2 separate regions of the Homo sapiens genome follow, and region 1 is linked to region 2. The links are chromatin loops, found by intact Hi-C in ENCODE. Cell type or tissue: endothelial cell of umbilical vein. All regions are shown on one strand. Links, peaks and the distances in the headings refer to the core of each region. The heading gives the core; the rest is flanking DNA.

The links. Peaks named below come from ENCODE experiments on the same cell type or tissue, not always from the same donor. Only the 100,000 strongest peaks of a DNase experiment are listed, where the experiment ranks them.
Region 1: it touches region 2 in a loop (7-fold over the local background); 12 of 110 quality-filtered maps call a loop at or near these places.

The regions. Positions count from the first base shown.
Region 1 is chr3:38,838,752-38,847,990 of GRCh38, forward strand. It overlaps SCN11A (sodium voltage-gated channel alpha subunit 11), which reads right to left. Exons shown (of 30, transcript NM_001349253.2): 30 at 7,013-8,991. The coding sequence ends at 7,943. Among named protein-coding and RNA genes, the nearest start is that of SCN10A, 27 kb to the left of the region's middle. In endothelial cell of umbilical vein, for the core only: a CTCF peak has its summit at 5,360 (motif pointing left); a DNase peak (open chromatin) is centred at 5,350; H3K27me3 peaks cover 161 bases.
Region 2 is chr3:38,656,398-38,667,553 of GRCh38, forward strand. No RefSeq gene overlaps it. Among named protein-coding and RNA genes, the nearest start is that of SCN5A, 12 kb to the left of the region's middle. In endothelial cell of umbilical vein, for the core only: a CTCF peak has its summit at 6,400 (motif pointing left); a DNase peak (open chromatin) is centred at 6,384.

The DNA of each region.
Region 1 (9,239 bases), core at 4,179-6,678, 180 kb after region 2:
TAAGGAAACTGTTTCCTAAAGTGGCTAGCTATTTTATGTTTCTACCAGCAATATATGACAGTTCCAGTTACTCAATATCCTCAACAAAACTTGATAGTGTCAATTTTTTCTTTCTTTTCTCTAAAGTCCACTTTATTGTTTTTCTTCTTCAAAAATTAGTACTTTATATGTTGTACTTAAGAAATCTTTGCCAACCCAAGATCATTCTCCTATGTTTTCTTGTAGAAATTTTTAGTTTAGCTCACATTTATGTCTATGTTCTATTTTGGTTAATTTTTGTATATGGTGTGAGGTAAGAATCAATGTTCGTTTTTGTTGTTTTTGTTGTACCTGAGTACCCAGTTATTCTAGAAACATTTTTTGGAAATGGTTTCCTCATTGAATCTCCTTGACATCTTTGTTACGTATCAATTGAACATATATGTGTGGTTCTATTTCTTTTCTGGATTCTGTTCTGTTCTGTTCTGTTCTGTTCTGTTCCATTGAGCTATTTATCTATATTTATGCCACTAATACACCATCTTGATTACTATAGCTATAGAACATTTCTTGAAATCAGGTAGTGTTGACCACTCCAACTTTTTTCTTCTTTTTCTGTTATTTTCGCTATTCTAGGTCTTTTGTATTTTCATATAAATTTTAGAATCAGCTTATTAATTTCTACAAAAAACTTTCAGGGACTTTAGGATTGCTTTGGGGAAAAGTTATGTCTTAACAATATTGAGTCTTCTGATCCATGACCATAGTATTATCTTCTTTAACTATTTAGATCTATTTAAATTTCTCAAAATGTTTTGTAGTTTTCAGTACACAGGTCTTGCACCTTAGTTGTCAAATTTATTTCTAAGTATTTCATATTTCCCCATGCTATTGTAAATAGTATTTTAAGTTTTAACTTACAGTTGCTCTTTGCTAGCATATAGAAATACAATTGATTTTAAAATAATGATTTTGTATCCTGCTGCCTCCCTAACCTCACCTTTTTTGTAGATTCCATAGGAATTTCTATGTAGTCAATTATGTCATTTGCCAACAAAGACAGTCTTACTTATTTTCCAATGTATCTGGATGTCTTTTACTTTTTCTTGCCTTATTTTCCTGCTTAGGATTTTCTATACAATGTTGAGTAGAAGTTTCATGAGCAGCCTTCCTTGCCTTGTTTCAGATCTTTGGGGGAAAGTATACCATTATGTAGTTAGCTCTCCTTTATTTTATGCTCTTCGTCAGGTTGAGGAAATTCCCTTTTATGCCCAATTTGCTGGAATCTTAGAGCATTTTTTTAAAAAAATCAGGAATGAACGTTAAATTTTGATAAATGACTTTTTTTCCATCTTTTGAGATAGTCATATGATTTTTCTTTTTTAGTTCATCAGTATGGTGCATTACACTGATTGATTTTCAACTTCCGACCATTCATGTATTTCTGGGATAAATCCCATTTGTTGTAATGTATTTTTAAAAACATATTTCTGGATTTGATTTGCTAAATTTTGTAAAATATCTTTGGATCTATGTTCATGAAGCTTATTGGTTTGTAGTTTCCTTTTCTTGATACGTCTTTGTCTGGTTTTTATACCAGGACCTCATAGAGTCAATTGGAAATATTTCTACTGCTTCAATGTTTTGCAAAGTTGTGTAGAAATTGAATTATTTTTTCCTTTCCTGGAGTTTTCTTTGTGGAAAGAATTTTAACTAAAAGCTCAATTTTTAACCTAGATATAGTACTATTCAAGTTATTTCTTCTTGAGTGAGGCTAGTTTATGTCTCTTGTGGAATTTATTCACTTCATCTAAGTTGTTGAGTTTATCAGAATAAAATTGTTTGTGATAATCCCTTATCATGTTATTTTCTGTAGAATTTATTGTCTATAGAATTAGTGGGTGATTCTACAACAACACGATAATAAGGGATTCATTCTATTCTCATTCCTGGTATTGGTCATTTATAACTCTTCCTTTTTTAGCTGGAAATTTTTCAGTTTATTGATCAGCCCAAAGAGCCAGCTTTTGGTTTTATTGATTCTCTTTATTATTTTTCTGCATTCCATTTCATTAATTTCTCTCTTATCTTTATTATTAATTATCTTCTGATTAGGAGCATGTTTTTAGTTTCCAAAGCAGCTTTAGGGATTTTTCAGGTATCTTTCTGTTATAGATTTCTAATTCAATTCCATTGTGATTGAAAACATATTTTTAGGATTTGAATATTTAAAATTTATTGAGACATTTTATAGTCCCATCTTGGTAAATGTTCTATAAGTACTTAAAAATAATGTGTATTTTGTTCTTACTGAGTTCTATAAAAATCAGAGCAAGTTGGCTGATAGTTTTGTTCAAGTCTCCTATACCTTTTTATATTTTCACTCAGTCCTGGAGTGGTCACTCCCAACTCCAGGCAGGGCGTTTCCCTCACTTGATGTCTCCCCTGATTAGTGGTCCATCCCTTGAGGCTTTGGTGCCCTCCCATGGAATAGTAGAAACCTCTCTTTTCAAACTTCAATGTGAAAATGGATGATCCAGAACATTACTGAGACCTTCACTTAGATCCAAAGCAATTTTTTTTTCAAGTATTGCTCTTTAAAACATTAATTTAGGAGAAAAACTGCGTAGAAGTCTAACTAGGGCTCATGAATCAATAGAATATGAGCCATCAGCATGATTTGGCTCCAGGTATATTTCCTATAGTCCTATAGCTCCAATATACCTCCTATACTTAAAATATAGGAAGAACTTAGAGTATGGAAAGGGGGCAGGGGAACTTGAAGCTGCACTGGCACCAATGACACAGTGTTTTTACTTAGCCTGTATGCTCATTCAGAGTATCTTGAATTGGGGGATTGGTGCAGATTAAAGGAAGCTAAATTAGTACCCCCAGGATACCTCTTGGTAGCACTACAGTCAGACTAGTACAGTTGTAGTCTACATTAATAGAAGTCTATTGTCCAAAAGGAAAAGATGTTCCATTGCTCCCTGCTCTTCTAAAACCTGGGCACCTGGTTTTAGAAGAGATAGATTAACCATATTTAGAAGAGATAGATTAACCATAGATTGCCTGAAGAAGGGAGAGAATAGAAAAAGGATGGAAGCTCTGTCAAAATATTAGGGGACCAAATACATCTACAGAACTGAGTATATTAAATTTGGAGAGGGAGCACAGCATCTCCCCAGTGTGAGTTTCCACATTGTAAAGACAACTTTAAAAACATGCATTACTTTGAGAGAAAAAGAAATGGATGCAAAAGGTTCACAGACACTAGCAAGAAAACCCTGTACCTTCTGTTTAACATCAAGCACATTGTCTCTTTTTGTCTGAGAGGCAGTGCAGTATAGTGGTTGATAGCTTGAGACCTAGAGCCAGAATGCTTGGGTTTGAATCCTGACAAAACCTCTTACTGGCTCTCGAAGAAGCCTCTTATTTCCTCTACATGCCTTAGTTTCCTCATCTGTATAATGAAGGTTACAAATAGTTTCTACCTAATAGAGATATTGTGAAGAGGTAAGGCTGGTAAAGTGGTTACCTGGCCCAGAGTAAGTGCTCAATAAATGTTAGCTCTTGTTTTCTCAGTGCTACTTTGATTACTCCTTGTGTATCAAGGGACAGGATTGCCCATTCAATGACCCCGGAGGTTCTATCTGGGTTGCCAGGCAACAAGCAATCTGGAATCAGTGGCTTACCCTCCTTGAGCAGGAGTAGCTATACAGGATTTCGGATCCCCAAGGGCATTGGGTGTTAGAAACTGACATTCCAAGACTGCTCCCTGGAATAGCTGGCTCCCTGGCCCAATTGTTTATAAGGCAAGCTCTCATCTTCGCCCTATAAAAAGGTAGAGCAATAAGGGGTGGGATTCTTTCCTGGATCCTGCATGCTGCTTGGTGGAAGGGATGAAAAGGTGGGACTGTGTATCTCATCTTGTTGACCCAATTTCTCCAAGGAAGCCTGCTCTGTTCTCACATTACATGTCATGGTATTTACTGTCACCTACTACCCCACATTCTTCTCTGAACTGTCTCACTCCTCTTCACCTTCATTCCCTGAAAACATACCCTCAGGGCAAGTCCCTTGCCTGCTTCTAGAGCTGGGTGTACTCTCTCTCTCCCATGATGTCTGCTCCTGGGGTTTCAGACATCACCTTTGCACCGAAGACTCCTGTCCACACCTTGTCCTCAAGTTCAAGTCTTGGCTGGGCATTGTCAGTTAGACCTGACATCTTAAACTTTCAAAATATTTAAAATTGAATTACATTTTAGATGTTCTTCCTCAGCCATTAAAACAAACAAACAAACTCCAACCCTTGCTCCTCCTATGCTATTAACTTAGTACCCTTTACTGTCATCTATCTTGTCCTCCCTCATGGTCAGGCAGCTGGCACAAGCATCTTGGAATCACACCGCATTGCCCTCACCTCCTTCCTGGCTCAGTGCCTCTTCCCTACCAGGATCAGACCTTGTTTTTCTCCATTCCACCTTGCACATTCTATCCAGTTATTTTTCTTCCCTGCTAAAACACCTTCAATGCCTTCTTATTATCAAAATACGCTAGAACTCCTCACTCTGGCATTTGAGGCTCTCCACAAATGTCTGTGTCTAAGATTCAGTTGCTGCTGCTCCACTCCCTATACTCCATGTCCAGTCAGTTGGGTAATTCATACTTCCTCACACTTTCTAGTTGCCATTGAGCTGCCTGTACTGTCTCCCCGACTTCAAACACCCTCCAAAACCAGGTTCACCTGTCAAAATCCTACATACCTGTCAAGCGCATCCATCTCAGATGCTCCTCTCTCAGGAGGTCTTTCTGTGAGCTTGCTTCATTCATGTCCTCAGAGCAGAGGCATGTTTCTGGTTTATTACACTTGTTATGTTGTATTGCATTATTATTGCATGGACACTCATCCAATTCTCCTGCCAAAGAGCAAATATGCTCTTGAGACTATAGTCCTATAGTCTATTTGGTTAGAAGCAGTTTACACAAAATACACTGCATTCATCCTTGGAACATGTCTGCCAGATGAATTGCACGGGGGCTGATCTACCTAGAGTAAAGAAAACTCAGAGAATAAGGGGACTGGATTCATGTGCCTGGAGGGCTGTTTGCAGTGGAAACTCAGTATGTCCCAGGGAAACAGAGCTCACACCAACATCTCTGCCTCCTGAGGGTGTCCTGGATCCTCTCGCAGTGAGCAATATTTCTAGGGATATTACTATGAGCTTTCTATCACCCATCCAGGGTTTAGATAATTCACCATATCCTGCCTGGGCTCTTCTCCCTTCAACCCTATGGCTTTCTAAGTGCCAGGCCTGTGTACAGATGATGTGCAGCCCTCTCCGAAAAGAACATGTTGGACATTTGCTGCCATCTAGTGAAGGTAGAGTGGTCCAACCTTTTGATAAAGCTAAGCAGATCTTGTTTTCTCCCTAGGAGGTGGCCCCTGGAAACCAGCCCTGGTTAAACAGAAGCATGTCAGGGTATACAGGTGTGCATGGAAGGGAGGAGGGTGAAGCCTGTTTTATTATTATTTTTATTTTGTTCCACATATTCTGAGGGTGAAGCTTCTATACAAAACAGATCACATTCAAGCTCCTGCATGGCAGTCTGGAATGGGCAAGACCATGTCCTTCCAGATCCTCCCCCTACCTCTAGCCAAAAGGTACCCTTCTTGAAATGATGACGAGCCATCTTTTTTTTTTTTTTAGAAACTTGATAGGGAATCTATAAAACACCTAAGGTTCATAATCAGAGCTTCTTTTAAAGGAGCCATAGGTTACTTCCAGTACCTCAAGGAGAATGTGGCCATGACTTTGTAACTAGTGATTTCCACAAGGCCCTCCCAGTCCTGCACAGGAGCCCTGGTAGCCCATCTCAAAGCTTCCCTGGTCCTGAGCCCACCCACTTCCCCTTCCCATCATGGCACACAGGCTCGGGCTCCACCAGGTGCATGACTGTATGCAGGTCACTCAACTTCTCTGAGCCTCAGTTTTCTCCTTTTTAAATGGGGTATATCTTCCTCATTGGGTTGGTACGAGGTACAAAAGAGATCATTCATGACAAATGCTTAGCCAGTGCCTGATGCACAGAAACCACTAAATAAATATTAGATAATGATATTATCACTATTTTTACCAATGCTTCAGAGCACAAGGCTGCCTACAAAACTCAGGCCCTTGAAATGAATACATCAAGTCATGGTAAGATCTTACACACTGAAAATAATCACCTCTCAGCCCACCACAGGATCCAGTGCTGCCATTCCCTTTGCTGGGCAGTGTGGGGCAGGTCAGAGGGCCCGACCTCAGACTCCAGGCTGCTGACAGACACATCAGTTCTTCTCACCTGTCTGAGATACAGGGTTCCAGGGCTATCTCTATGAGGTTTTCCTCCACTCCTCAATGATCACAATGTAGGTTCTTTGCCCCTCGCCCAGCCTTTTGGGGGACTGAAAGCCTAATGCCTGTTTGACCTCTTGGCATCTCCAGTTTTTAGGGAACTCCTGGGCTCCTCCTGCTCCCAAGCCCTTTTGATAGGTCTGGGTGTTTCTTTGAAACAGACATTCAGCCAAAACTGTAAATAGGGCTCATCAAATGGCTAAGATCACTGGTTAAGCAGTATGTCTATGGATCTCTCACCCCGTGCCCCACGTGTTGCTAAGAGGGTACTCTCTCTGTCCAAGGTGCCCACTGCAAATATCTTAACCAGCCAAGTGGGGCTCTCTTTTCAGTTTCAGCAAGTGATGTGCTGCAGTCAGCTTGAGCCAGCTCTCAAGAACTTATTATGAGCATCTCTTCTCAACTCCACGTCCAGTAACATGTTGATAGCTTGAAATCAGCCATAATGGGAGTACTCACACCACAGAGATTAGTGAATGCTATAAAGCATGGCTTTCTTTTTCCTGAACAGTCAGTTGTTAAACACTTGTCAGATACACCACTGGTTCTAGTCTTTAATTGCAAGCAAAGCACCACATTTAAACCACTACTCACACAACCACTGAACAAAAGGGGAATATTAGTGTACTACCTGAAAGGAACACAAACAGAAAGCTTTATTGAATTTATATATATATATATATCTGAGATGGTAGCTTGTGAAAGGGTAGTAATTGACAAGTCAAGATTGTGCCTCTAGGTTTTAAACAAACCCAAAATAATTAATGTTGGTAAAAAATGTCTGCAATAAGCTATTCATTTATTGGCAAGTTTTGAATTTTCATTTAGCATGCAAAAGAGCTACATGTGATAAACCACATACTTGCATCAGGAAAATATCAAACAAAAATGATGTATCTAGAAACATAGAAAATACAACTTAAAATTTTAATGTGTTTTTTGTTTCTTATTCTTTTTTGTTTAGATATAATTTGAACCATGTTTCTTTTCTTTTCTTTTTTGAAACAGAGTCTCACTCTGTCACCAGGCTGGAGTGCAGTGGCACGATCTTGGCTCACTGCAACCTCCGTCTCCCAGGTTTAAGCGATTCTCCTGCCTCAGCCTCCCAAGTAGCTGGGACTACAGGCGCACGCCACCATGCCCAGCTAATTTTTGTATTTTTAGTAGAGACGGAGTTTCATCATGTTGGCCAGGATGGTCTCGATCTCTTGACCTCGTGATCCACCTGCCTTGGCCTCTCAAAGTGCTGGGATTACAGGCATGAGCCACTGCGCCCGGCCTGAACTATTTCAATCCTAAAATTGGTATGTCCTTTTACAGTCCTTCCTGGTGTCTTCTTCCTTATTATAATAGTACCACTGGTTGTCAAGTAGCCTTATCTTATATCTCTGTAAGTATTATTTAAAATGAAATTGAAATATCATTTATTTTAGCCAGAAAAGAAAATGGAATGGCTAATTTGGTGAATCCACTCCCTGTTGATACACTAAGCTGCTGACCCCTGGAGCTCAGAGGCTGAAGGCAAGGCTGTGAAGCTATGAGGTAGGCGTGGAGGTGAGGGCTCAGTCACAGTGGACCTTGCCCTTGGCCACCCCAAAGCTAGACAAGTCTCCATTGCAAAGAGTCTGGAGTGGTGAATGAGGCCCGTTTTCCAAGTCATTTTGGTCACCTTGGTCACCCTTGGTCACCTTCATCATGTACTTTCGAAAGGCCTTTTGAATAATAGCAGCACCTCTTTCCTCTTCCTTTCTCTTGGTGGTGGTGACTATGGGTTCATACAACTTCTTGAGAGGATTGGCTTCCATGAACTTCTCTTCCATCATTGCTTTCATACTATCTAGGCCATCAGAGCCACCGAGTACCCTAGCGGTGAAGGCGAAAAGAATATCCATGCAGTGGAGGCGATCTTCACTCACCATGGGCAAGTCCATTACTAGAAATTGATATTTATTTGGCTTTGCGACACGCAAAGGCTCAGGCAAGGCATCAGCAAAGTCAGAAAGGGCAGAATATTTGATAAATTGTGTTGCTTCTGGGTCAAACTTTTCCCACACTTCATAAAATATGTCAAAGTCATCTTCACCCAAAGGGTCCTCACTTTCTTCAGTGGCTGTATTGAAGTTCTCTAAAATCACAGCAATGTACATGTTGACAACAATGAGAAAGGAGATGATAATGTAACTGACAAAGTAGGATGTGGCTATGCCAGGGAGGTGGCAGTTTTCTGAGGAAGAGTTACATGATTCTTTTGATCGCAGCATGGGGCTGAGCAGGGAATCCCAACCTGCTGATGTGCTTATCTGGAAGAGACAGAGCATGCTGCTGGCAAAAGTCTTGAAGTTGAATATGTCATCGATTCCAGACTCTGGATTCACTTTGGAAAACCAGTTCATACCCAGAATGGCATAGATAAACATAATCAGAAAGAGTAGAAGACCAATGTTGAACAGAGAAGGAAGCGACATCATCAGAGCAAAGAGGAGAGTCCTGATTCCTCGTGCAGCCCGGACAAGCCTCAGGATTCGGCCAATCCGAGCCAAGCGGACAATTCTGAAGAGCGTCGGAGGGAAAGGAATGTGCTCCTGATTTTCCAAGGTAGAAATCATTGTACCTCAGGAGAAGGAGAAAAGTAAATAAGTTTCCAGAAGGCACACTGGTTTCAGATCCAGCCTGTCTCCTGCCTCAGAATCCTATGGGGGCCAACTTTTTATCAATACTTTGTAGCTTATGTACAAAACTAAGAATTTCTTTTACCACTATCAGGGAAAATACCTATCTGTGTCTTAATTTGGAAAATAGTTTCCAAGGGCCATACAGTTCTTCTACATTTGTGTGTAGAAGAATTTAAATACAGCCCTA
Region 2 (11,156 bases), core at 5,079-7,578:
GGAGTTCACTTGAAAATAATATTTGTAAGGATGTGAGGGAAGCAGGATTGGGCAGAGGAAGTTGAACTCTAATGTGGTTGCAACCAACGCCTCAGCCAAGCCTCCTGGAAGCTGGGATGACCAGGAGTTGGGGTGACCCCTTGGAGTTGTCCCAATTTTAGGCCAGAGAGGTATGAGCAAGCTTGTCTACCTCCACTTCAACCAGTCATTGGCAGTGGCCTGCTTCTGATGAGAGGCCATAACCTTGGGTGAGCAGCTCCCATGAGGCAAGGGCAATGTCCAGAGAGGGGCACATCTGAGAGCCATCAACAGCCACGCTCCTGGCAGCTGGAGGAACAACCTCCAGCTGGAGGAGGAGCTAGAGGGAGGAATTCCATCCTAAGAGGGGCTCTGGGCAACTCACTGCAGCATGCTCTCTTCCCTTGGTTGTACATGTGGAGTGAGGGGTGTTGTTGGTGCACGCAATATGGAAGCCATAAGAAAAAGAGCCAACCATTGATTCTATACATTATACAGCCTTCCCAGGTCTGAGCTTTGTAGGGTAAGAAGCACCAGACTGTTGTGGCCGGGGAGGGGGGGTCTCCTGGGCATTATCCCTTTCACTCAGCTGGCCTTTCTGGCAGCTGAATCTGCTCCAAGCATATTCTATTCAAAGCATATTCTCAAGTCCACATGGGGTGATCTGCTTCCCCATGTTCCATTGCATTCCACTGGGGACATGTGATCACCCTGAGTTCTGCCACCTTCATAAAGGTGCAATGGTTGTCCTGTGTTTTGTCATACTTCACATCAGTGCAGTGGTGTAGTTATGTAAGAGGGTCAGGGTGAGAGATTTAGAGGCTGCAGATCCAGAATCCTGGTGCCTGAATTCATCCCACAGATGTATTTTTGGGGGCAGGGAGAATGGTGTGCAGGTAAAGTGTGTCAAATAGTTTATAGCAATGTGAATATCTTTGTCTGAGACATGCACTCACCGGGTCCTTTTGATCCCCACCATTCCGTGTTGTGTTATGTTTATTAAATTACCTGCCTGGCTCTGCCGGCATTTGCGATTTTCTCTCTTGGATTAGGACCAAGCAGCACCAAGAGGACTGTGGAGCACCCAGTGTGGCCACAGGAACTAGGCTTAGAAGGAGGTGGGTAGGCTCTGGGCAGGCTGCATGCTGTAATGAGCAAGCAGGCAGGGACAGGAATGGGGCTGAGGGTGGAGGGGAGGGTGACGTTGGTTACAGAGGAGCTAGTGAGCTGTGTTCAGAGCTGGAGACTCTCACTGGATGGGAACTGTGGTTGGGCATTGGGTTTCCACCAGAGTTTTATTTTTATACATTTGAGAAGCATTTTTATTGATACACACACACAACATGGATTAATCTTAAATTGTTGTGTTAGGTGAAAGAAATCAGCCTCAAAACGTTTTGTAGATGTTATGAATTCATTTATATGGCATTTTGGGGAAGGCAAAATTAAAGGAACAAGAAGCATCAGTGGCCGTGGTGGCTGGGGGTGGAGGGAGGTGTGGGCTGACTACAGAGGGGCGGAGTGAGGGAGGGAGCATTTTAGGGTGGTGGGCTGTTCTGTATCTTGACTGTGATAGTGGTTCCATGACTCTGCATTTGTCAAAACTCACAGAACTGGACACCAAAAGGAATGAATTTCCCTGAATGTAAATTAAAATATAAATAAATAAATGGTTTAAAAAACAAGAAAGGAGGCATTTTTACCTTTGTGAGCGGAAGTGGTGCTTCCTTCAGGAATGTGTGAGTGTGTGGGTGTGTGTGGAGTGGAGGAGAGACAGGAGGTATCTCTGGCTGTTAGAGAGATGGTAGTCAGAGCTGCCGTTCTGGAACAGTCCCTGGATTTCAGGTATTTCACCTCTGCTGCTCTGTACATAAGCCTGGTCTAGGGGCTCTGGTTGCCCAGAAACAGGAGTTTGGACTTTGAAACAAAAGGCTGTGTTTTGTTTTGTTGATCAGATGTTTTCTCCCTAAAGCACTCTTCACTCTCTCTTTGGTGGTAGAGAAGAGGGAGGGAGCTGGTGAGTGAGGGAGCCAGTGATCCCACGATGGGGGCACTCCTGAGCCTCCCCCTCAGTTCCGTTCCTTCCCCAGCATCCAGATTTCTAAAAATAAAAACATCAGGGATTTGGAAAGAGGACTGGAGTCCCAGTACTGCATAGGTTAGCTGAGAGGCTGCCCCAGGCCTCAGTTTCCCCATCTCTAGGAGCAAAACTGTGGGATTCTGAAATCCTCCAGTTACCCCACCTCACTCAGCAAGAATGCTGTCATAATGAATGAAGAAGGCACACAAGGAGCAACTCAGCCTCTCCTGCTGCCATTCCCCTGCCTGGGGCTACCTCCTTCACTTCTGCATCCAAATGCTAACAGGAGTCCTGGGTGTCCCAGCCTACCCCGTGCTGCCTGCACACTCCTGAGATTAGTGAATGAACAAAGGTGTTAGACCTGACAAGAGGATTCAGGAGACTTTGGTTCTTTTTTTTTTTTTTTTTTTTTTTTTTACTGGAAGTCAATGCTTCGGGCCAGAAAATGCTTAGACCTGGCAGCGGCTGACAAAAGCTGCCTCTTGTCAGCAAGTGTATCAGCTTCTGAAAGAGATAAGAGGCAGGGGGCTGGAGTGCAGGCTTCTCAAGTGAACGCTGACAGGAGAACAGAAGAGCTGCCTCCCACTCTCATCAGCACGGAGATCCGGGCTGCCAGGGCGGAGACATCAACCACTCCAGCCCCCACACTGCTCTGATGAGGGGAGACAGGTCTGGGCACCGACAGTGACCTGCCCAGGGCCCGCAAGCAGCAGCGGCTGTTGCTGGGGTCCCTGGGGAAAGTCTGGGGACCTGTCCGCCTAAATGCGCACTGGGAAGAGTGGAGCTGCTCTGGACTTAGCTGTGGAATGGAGGCAGCCTTGTAATTTCTGAGCGCTGTGGAGAACAGAATCCATGTGGCTCCCATTCTGAGAAAGGAGTGTTGGAGGCCCAATCAGCCACAACTCCCAGGGAGGTTGGCTTCAGCCTGGGCCAACTTCGGGACCACTTCCTTACTGATGGACCTTTCCATGGGAACAGGGTGAACACAGGGCTTGATGTTTGTTCTTTTGGAAGATTCTACTGAATAGCTCTCATTCATTTCCAGGGTCCAGACCTTAGCTGTAATGCCTTTTAGGGCCCCACCTGGGATGCTCTAGATAAACATCCAATAGAAATGCCTTTTCCTATGGTTGTTGTCAAGCCTCTAGGGGTGGACAGCAGGGAGAGGCCCTCCGTTTTCCTCCTGGCTCATGTGCCTGGTCTATACCTGTTGGATCACACTGAGAAGCAAAATTGAACTGTTTAATGCTTCTGAGGCTGAGTGGATGGGACACTCAGCCTCAACTTCAACATCCTTCTAGTGCACCTTTCTGTACCCAAGCCAGAAGGCTAGCAAGTAGATTTCCCAGACTCCTTTGCAGACAGAGTTCTGGATTTAAATTTAGATTCCACCAATTAGATGTGCTGGCATGAGATTTGAATAGCAGTTTAAAGCAGAAATCATCTTCCTACTGTTTTGGCTGTTTCTCCTGGCAAGCATAGTAGAGATGTTGGGCTTTTCTATATCAGTATTCCAGTGACCTGTGACTAGATTTATGAGTATAAAAAAATAATATGTAGCAAGTGTAATGGCTTTCTTATCATGGTGAATTCTCCCTTCATTTTTTGAAGCACTCTCTTGGAAGTCAAACATCATGTAGAAAGTCTGATCACCATGCTGTGAGGAAGCTCAGGACTGCCATAGGTAGAGAGATAGTCCATGTGAAAGAGCGATGAGATGCCAAGATCGGAGTAAAGCATTCTTGGATATTCTAGCTCATCCTAACCAACAGCTGAATTCAGCTGAGTGAATGACCCTGGCTATTGCCACATGCAGAAAAAGAACCACTCAGCTGAGCCTGCCCAGGTTCCTAACACACAAACTTATGAGCAAATTAGAAGGTGTTTTTTGTTAGTTTGTTTTTGTTTTGTTTTTTTTTGAGACAGAGTCTTGCTCTGCCACCCCGGCTGGAGTGCAATGGTGCGATCTCGGCTCACTGCAACCTCCACCTCCCGGATTCAAGCAATTCTCCTGCCTCAGCCTTCCAAGTAGCTGGGATTACAGGCACCCGCCACCATGCCTGGCTAATTTTTTTTTTTGTATTTTTAGTAGAGATGGGGTTTCACTATGTTGGCCAGGCTGGTCTCAAACTCCTGACCTCAGGTGATCCACCCGCCTTGGCCTCCCAGGGTGCTGGGATTACCAGTGTGAGCCACCGTGCCCTGCCTAGAAGGTAAGTTTTTAAAGCCCATTAAATTTTGGGATAGATTGTTGCATCTCAATAGACAACTAAAACACTGATCGTTGGATTAAAGCTGTTATAATTATTACGTTTTTAAATGGAGACATAATTTACATGGGGTAATGTTTAAAGTGTACAACTTGGTAAATTTTGACATATGTATACATCCATAAAATTGTTACCACAATTAAGATAGTGAACATATACATTACCTCCAATAGTTTCTTGTGCCCCTTGCAATCCTTCCCTCTTGTCCCTTCCTGTATACCCACCTCCTCACCCCTGTCACCAGGGAACCACTGATCTACTGCCCTTGCTTTCTGATACTACAAATTAGTTTGTATTTGTCTGGAGTTTTCAATAATGGGATAATTATTATTATAATTTTTCATCTGGCTCTTTTAAGCATAATTATCTTGAGATTCATTCCTGTCATTTTATGTATTGATAGTTCATTCTTTTTTATTGCTGAGTAGTATTTCATTGTATGGTTGTGTCACAATTTGTTTACTCATTCAACTGCTGATGGACATTTGGGTTGTTTCTAGTTTTAGCTCTCATAAATAAAGCTTCCATGAACATGGAACATGGTGCTTCCAAAGCACCATGATAAGAAAGCCATTACACTTGCTACATATTCACATGCAAATCTTTGTATGAACATAGGCTTTCATTTCTGTTGGGTAAATATCAAGGAGTGAAATGGCTGGATTGTACAGTAGAGGAATGTGTAAATTTTTGAGAAATCATAAAACTATTTTCTAAAGTGGTTACACCATTCCCACCAGCTGTGGCAAGTTCCACTTCCTCCATTACCTCCCCAAAACTTGGTCTGGTCTGGTCAGTTTTTTAAAAGTTTAGCTAAGTGTTTAATAGTATATCATTGTGATTTTAATTTGCACTTTCCTAATGACGGATGATGTTGAGCATCTTTTTGTGTGCCTGTTTATTATCCTGGTATCTACTTTTTGAAGTGTCTGTTCAAATTTTTTGCCCATTTTAATATTAGATTGTTATTTGCTTATTATTGAGTTTTGAGAGTTCTTTATATATTCTGAATCATTTATCAAATTTGTGTTTGCAATTTTTTCCCAGTATGTGGCTTATCTTTCTTTTTTTTTTTTTTTTACAATGTCATGGACTTCTGGTTTCAAAATGGCAGCATAAGTTCAAGCTAGCTTCACTGTCCTCCCCACAACAGAAAACCAAACCCAAATTATACAGTGCTAGGATTATCACCAGCAATATCCCAGAGCTCAGATATGAGAATGAGTCAATTCCTGGGGCCACAAAGAAGTGAAAAGACTCCAAGCAGACAGTAGTAGAACCAGATTTTCATATCTGCAATGCCCCTTTCCCCAAGCTGCCGAGCAGCAAGCATGCAAAATTCCACCCCCTCCTAACTCATAATTTTTTTTTTTTGAGAGAGTCTTACTCTGTCACCCAGGCTTGAGTGCAGTGGCACGATCTTGGCTTGTTGTAACCTCTGCCTCCTGGGTTCAAGTGATTTTCATGCCTCAGCCTCCTGAGTAGCAGGGACTACAGGTGCAGACCTTGATAATTTTTGTATTTTTAGTAGAGACGGGGTTTCACCATGTTTGCCAGGCTGGTCTCAAACTCCTGACCTCAAGTGATCCACCCACCTTGGCCTCCCAAAGTGCTGGGATTACAGGTGCCAAATCAGTTTCTACATTGGGAAAAGTGATACTAACGTGGGTAACCAGCTTCCCCACTTTCTAGATTCCCTGGCAGGAGCTCTGTCCATGCCTCAACCCACAGGAAGTAGCATGAGTGCCTAAAGGTGACATATTCCTGAGGACAGCAAGAGACAAAGTGGGGAGGCAGGATTATCACCCCTGGCTCTAGAAAATTTGCTTTGTAACTTAGCCGAAGGAGATGGCAAATGGGAGTGGTTGTTCAGCAGCAACACACTGTAGGAGGTACATTCCACAGGTCCTCTGGGCACAGACCGCTTGTCAGCTTTTCCACATTGCTGAATATCGCCTTTGGAGCCTCTTCCTGACTGGCAGCTCTCTGATTACTTGCTAGAGCTGAGGCAATCCTGGGCTTAAGGTGCCATCTAGTGCCAAAAAGGAGGCAGTGACCTAGTAGAAAAAAAGAAATTCAACAGGTAGATTATGAAGAATGTCTAAGTAAATATACCCAATAAGAACGAAAGCAAGTCATACAGAGAATACTGGAGTAAGTTACTAATCCTTCAATGTGAAAACAGTTGTATACAGGGAACTATGACCTCTGCAAATGGACAAAGCAAAGAAACAGTGACTGACCCTAATGAGACAGTGATATGTGAGCTCTCTGACCAAGAATTCAAAATAGCAATTTTAAAGAAACATAGTGGTCATCAAGATAACACAGAAAAAGAATTCAGAGATTTATCAGAGAAATTTAGTTAAGGCATTGAAATAAATTTTTAAAAATCAAACAAATCTTGGAATAGAGAAATACACTTGCTGAATTGAAAAATTCACTGGAGGTTCTCAACAGCAGAATGAATCAAGCAGAGGAAAGAATCAGTGAACCCACAAACAGGCTATTTGAAATGACATGGTCAAGGGAGAAAAAAGGAAAAAGAATAAAAAGGAATGAAGATTTCCTACAAGATATAGAGAATTACCTCAAAGGCCAAATCTAATAATTATTGGTGTTCAAGAGGGAGCTGAGCAAGGGCAAGGGGTATAAAGCATATTCAAGCAAATAATAATGGATTATTTTCCAAAACTTGAGAAAGATATAAATATCTAGGCACAGAAAGGTCAGAGAGCACCAAACAGTTTCAACCCAAACAAGACTACCTCAAGGCATATAATAAGCAAAATCTCAAAGGTCAAGGACAAACATAGGATTCTAAAGGCAGAAAAATAGAAGAAGCAAATTATATATAAAGTAACTCCAATTCATCTGGCAACAGACTTCTCAATGGAGACCATACAGTCTAGGAGAGACGGAACGACGTTTTCAAAGTGCTGAAAGAAAACAACTGCCACCCAATAATACTCTATCCAGAAAAGTGATCCTTGAAATATGAAATAGAGATGAAGTCTTTCCCAGACAAATAAAAGTTAGATAATTCGCCATCACCAGACCCATCTTACAAGAAATGCCAATGGAAACCAAAAAAGAGCAGGAATAGCTATACTTACATCAGATAAAACAGACTACAAAGGGATCAATACAGCAAGAGAATATAATAATTACAAATGTCTATGCACGCAGTACTGGAGTACCCAAGTATGTAAAGCAAACATTAATAGATCTAAAGGGAGAGTTAGACAGCAATACAATAATAACAGGGGACTTCAATGCCCCATTCTCAGTAATGGACAGATTATCTAGACAGGAAAACAACAAAGAAACACCAGAGTTAAGGCACATACTATACAAAATAGGCCTAATTGACAGTTAAAGAACATTTCACCTAATTGCTGCAGAATACACATTCTTTTCATCAGTACATGGAACATACTCCAGGATAGGCCATATTTTAGGCCACAACTCAAGTCTCAACAAATTAAAAAAAGTGGAATTCATACCAAGGATAATTTCTGACCACAACTGAGTAAAACTAGAAATCAATAACAAGAGGAACTTTGGAAACTACGCAAACACATCAAAATTAAACAACATGCACCTGAATTAAAATTAATTAACGTTAATTAATTTTAGTTAATTAAAATTAATTAAAAGGGAATTAAAAAATTCCTGGAAACAAATGAAAATGGAAATACAACATACCAAAAAGATGAAATACAGCAAAGGCAGTACTAAGAGAGAAGTTTATAGCAATAAATGCCCACATCAAAAAAGTTGAAAGACTTCAAATAAACAACCTAATGGTGCACCTTAAGGAACTAGAAAAACAAGAACAAACCAAACTCAAAATTAGCAGAAGGGAAAATAAAAATCAGAGCATAAATAAATAAAATTAAGACTAAAAAATTTATAAAAGATGAATGAAATAAAAAGTTGGTTGTTTGAGAAGATAAATAAAATCAACAAACCTCTGGCTAGATTAACAAAAAAAGGAGACCCAAATAAATACAATCAGAAAGGAAAAAAGGGATGTAACAACTGAGACCATAGAAATACAATGCATCATTGAGGACCATTATGGAAAATTATTGCCAACAAATTGGAAAACCTAGAAGAAATGGATATATTTCTGGACACAAAAAACTACCAAGATGGAACCACGAAGAAATAGAAACTTCAACAAGTCAATAATGAGTAACAAGATCGAAACTGTAATTACAAAGTCTCCCATCAAAGAAAAGCCCAGGACCTGATGGCTTCACTGCTGAATTCTACTAAACATTTAAAGAAGAACCAGTACCGATTCTACTCAAACTCTTTGAAAAAAATTGAAGAGACAGAATACTTTCAAACTCATTATATGAGGCCAGTATTAGCTTGATACCAAAACCAGACAACCAAAAAAAGCTACAGGTCAATACCCCTGATGAATATAGATGCAAAAATTATCAACAAAATACTAGCAAACTGGAGTCAACAACACATTAAGAAGATCTTTTATTATGATCAAGTGGGGTTCATACTAGGGATGCAAGGATAGTTTAACATGCACAAATCAATAAATGTGACATATCACATTAAAAAATCAAGAACAACAACCATATAATTATTTCAGTACATGACAAATCCAATAAAATTCAGCATTCCTTTAGGATAAAAACCTTCAACAAACCAAGCATAGAAGGAACATACTTGAAAAGAAGGCCATATATGACAAACCTACAGCCAACATTATACTGAATGGGGGAAAAATCAGATCTTTCCTCTAAGATCTGGAACAAGACAAGGATGCCCACTTTCACCACTTTTATTCAATACAATACTGGAAGTCCTGGCCAGAAAATTAGTCAAGAGAAAGAAATAGAAAAACCTAAAGAGCACACCAAAAAATTGTTAGAACTGATACAGAAATTCAGTGAAGTTGCAGGATACAAAATAAACACACCAAATCAGTAGCATTTTTATATATTGATATGGTTTGGCTGTGTTCCCACCCAAAATCTCATCTTGAATTGTAATCCTCTTAATCCCCACATGTCAAGGGTGGGTCTAGGTGGAGGTAATTGGATCACGGGAGTGGTTCCCCCATGCTGTTCTCTCTCGAGATCTGATGGCTTTATAAGCACCTGGCATTTCCTCTGCTTGCACTCACTCTTTCCTGTTGCCCTGTGAAAAAGGTGCCTGCTTCTTCTTTGCCTTCTGCCATGATTGTAAGTTTCCTGATGCTTCCCAGCAATGCTGGACTGTGAGTCAATTAAACCTCTTTCCTTTATAAATGACCCAGTCTTGGGTATTTCTTCATAGCAGTGTGAAAACAGACTAATATATATGTCAACAGCAAACAATCTGAAAAAAATTTCAAGAGAGCAATCCCATTAAAAATAGCTCCAAAGAATATAGAATACCTAGAAACCAACTTAACCAATGACGTGAAAGATCTGTACAAAAATACTCTATAAAACACTGATGAAATAAATAAAAAAGATGGTAGGATGCTCCATGCTCATGGAATGGAAGAATTAATATTGTTAAAAATGACAGTACTACTCAAAGCAATGTACAGATTCAATGCAATTCTTATCAAAATACCAAGGACATTCTTCACAGATGTAGAAAAAAAATCCTAAAATTTATATGGTGATATAGTTTGGACATTTGTTCCTGCCCAAATCTCATGTTGAAATATAATCCCCATTGTTGAAGGTGGGGCTTGGTGGGAGGTGTTTGTATAATGAGGATGGATTCCTCATGAATGGCTTGAGCCTTCTCCTTGGTAATAAGTGAGTTCTCACTGTGAGTTCACTTGAGGTATGGTCATTTAAAAGTGTGTAGCACCTGCCCTCTCACTCACTTTATCTTTCTCTCTTGCTTCTGCTTTTTCCATATGATGTGACTGCTCCCACTTCACTTTCTGCCATGATTTTAAGCTTCCTGAAGCCTCCCTGGAAGTAGATGCCAGTGTCATGCTTCCTGTACAGCCTATAGAACCATGAGTCAATTAAACCTTTTTTTCTTATAAGTTACCCAGTCTCAGGTATTTCTTTATAGCAATGCAAGAAAGGTCCAATACATATGGAACCACAAAAACCCTGAATAGCCAAAGCAATCTTGAGCAAAAAGAATGAAGCTGGCAGTATTACGTTACCTGACTTCAAGATATACTCCAAAGCTATAATAACCACATTTTAAAAATCTGATTTAAAAAAGGGCAAAATATCTGAATAGAAATTTCTCAAAAGAAGACATACAAATGGACAACAGGTATATGAGAAAATGCCCAACATCACTAATCATCAGAGGAATACAAATCAAAACCACAGTGAGATACCATCTCACCCAAGTTAGAATGGCTTTTATTAAAAAAACATGGAATAACAGTTGCTGGTGAGGATCTGGGGAAAAGGGAACCCTTGTTCCTACCCATGGCGGGAATGTAAATTAGTACAGTCACTATGGAAAATAGTATAAAGTTTCCTCAAAGAACTAATAATGGAACTATGATATGATCATATGATCTAGCAATTCCACTACTGAGTGTATATATATATATATATGTATGTATATATAATACATATATATGTATATATTCCATATATATGGAAATAAATATATCAGAGGTATCAGCCCTTCTATGTTTATTGCAGCACTATTCACAATAGCCCAAATATGGAATCAACCTAAGTGTCAGTCCATGGATGAATGAATAAAGAGAATGTGGTATATATACACAAGGAAATATTATTCAGCCACCAAAAAGAATGAAATCCTGTCATTTTCAGTAA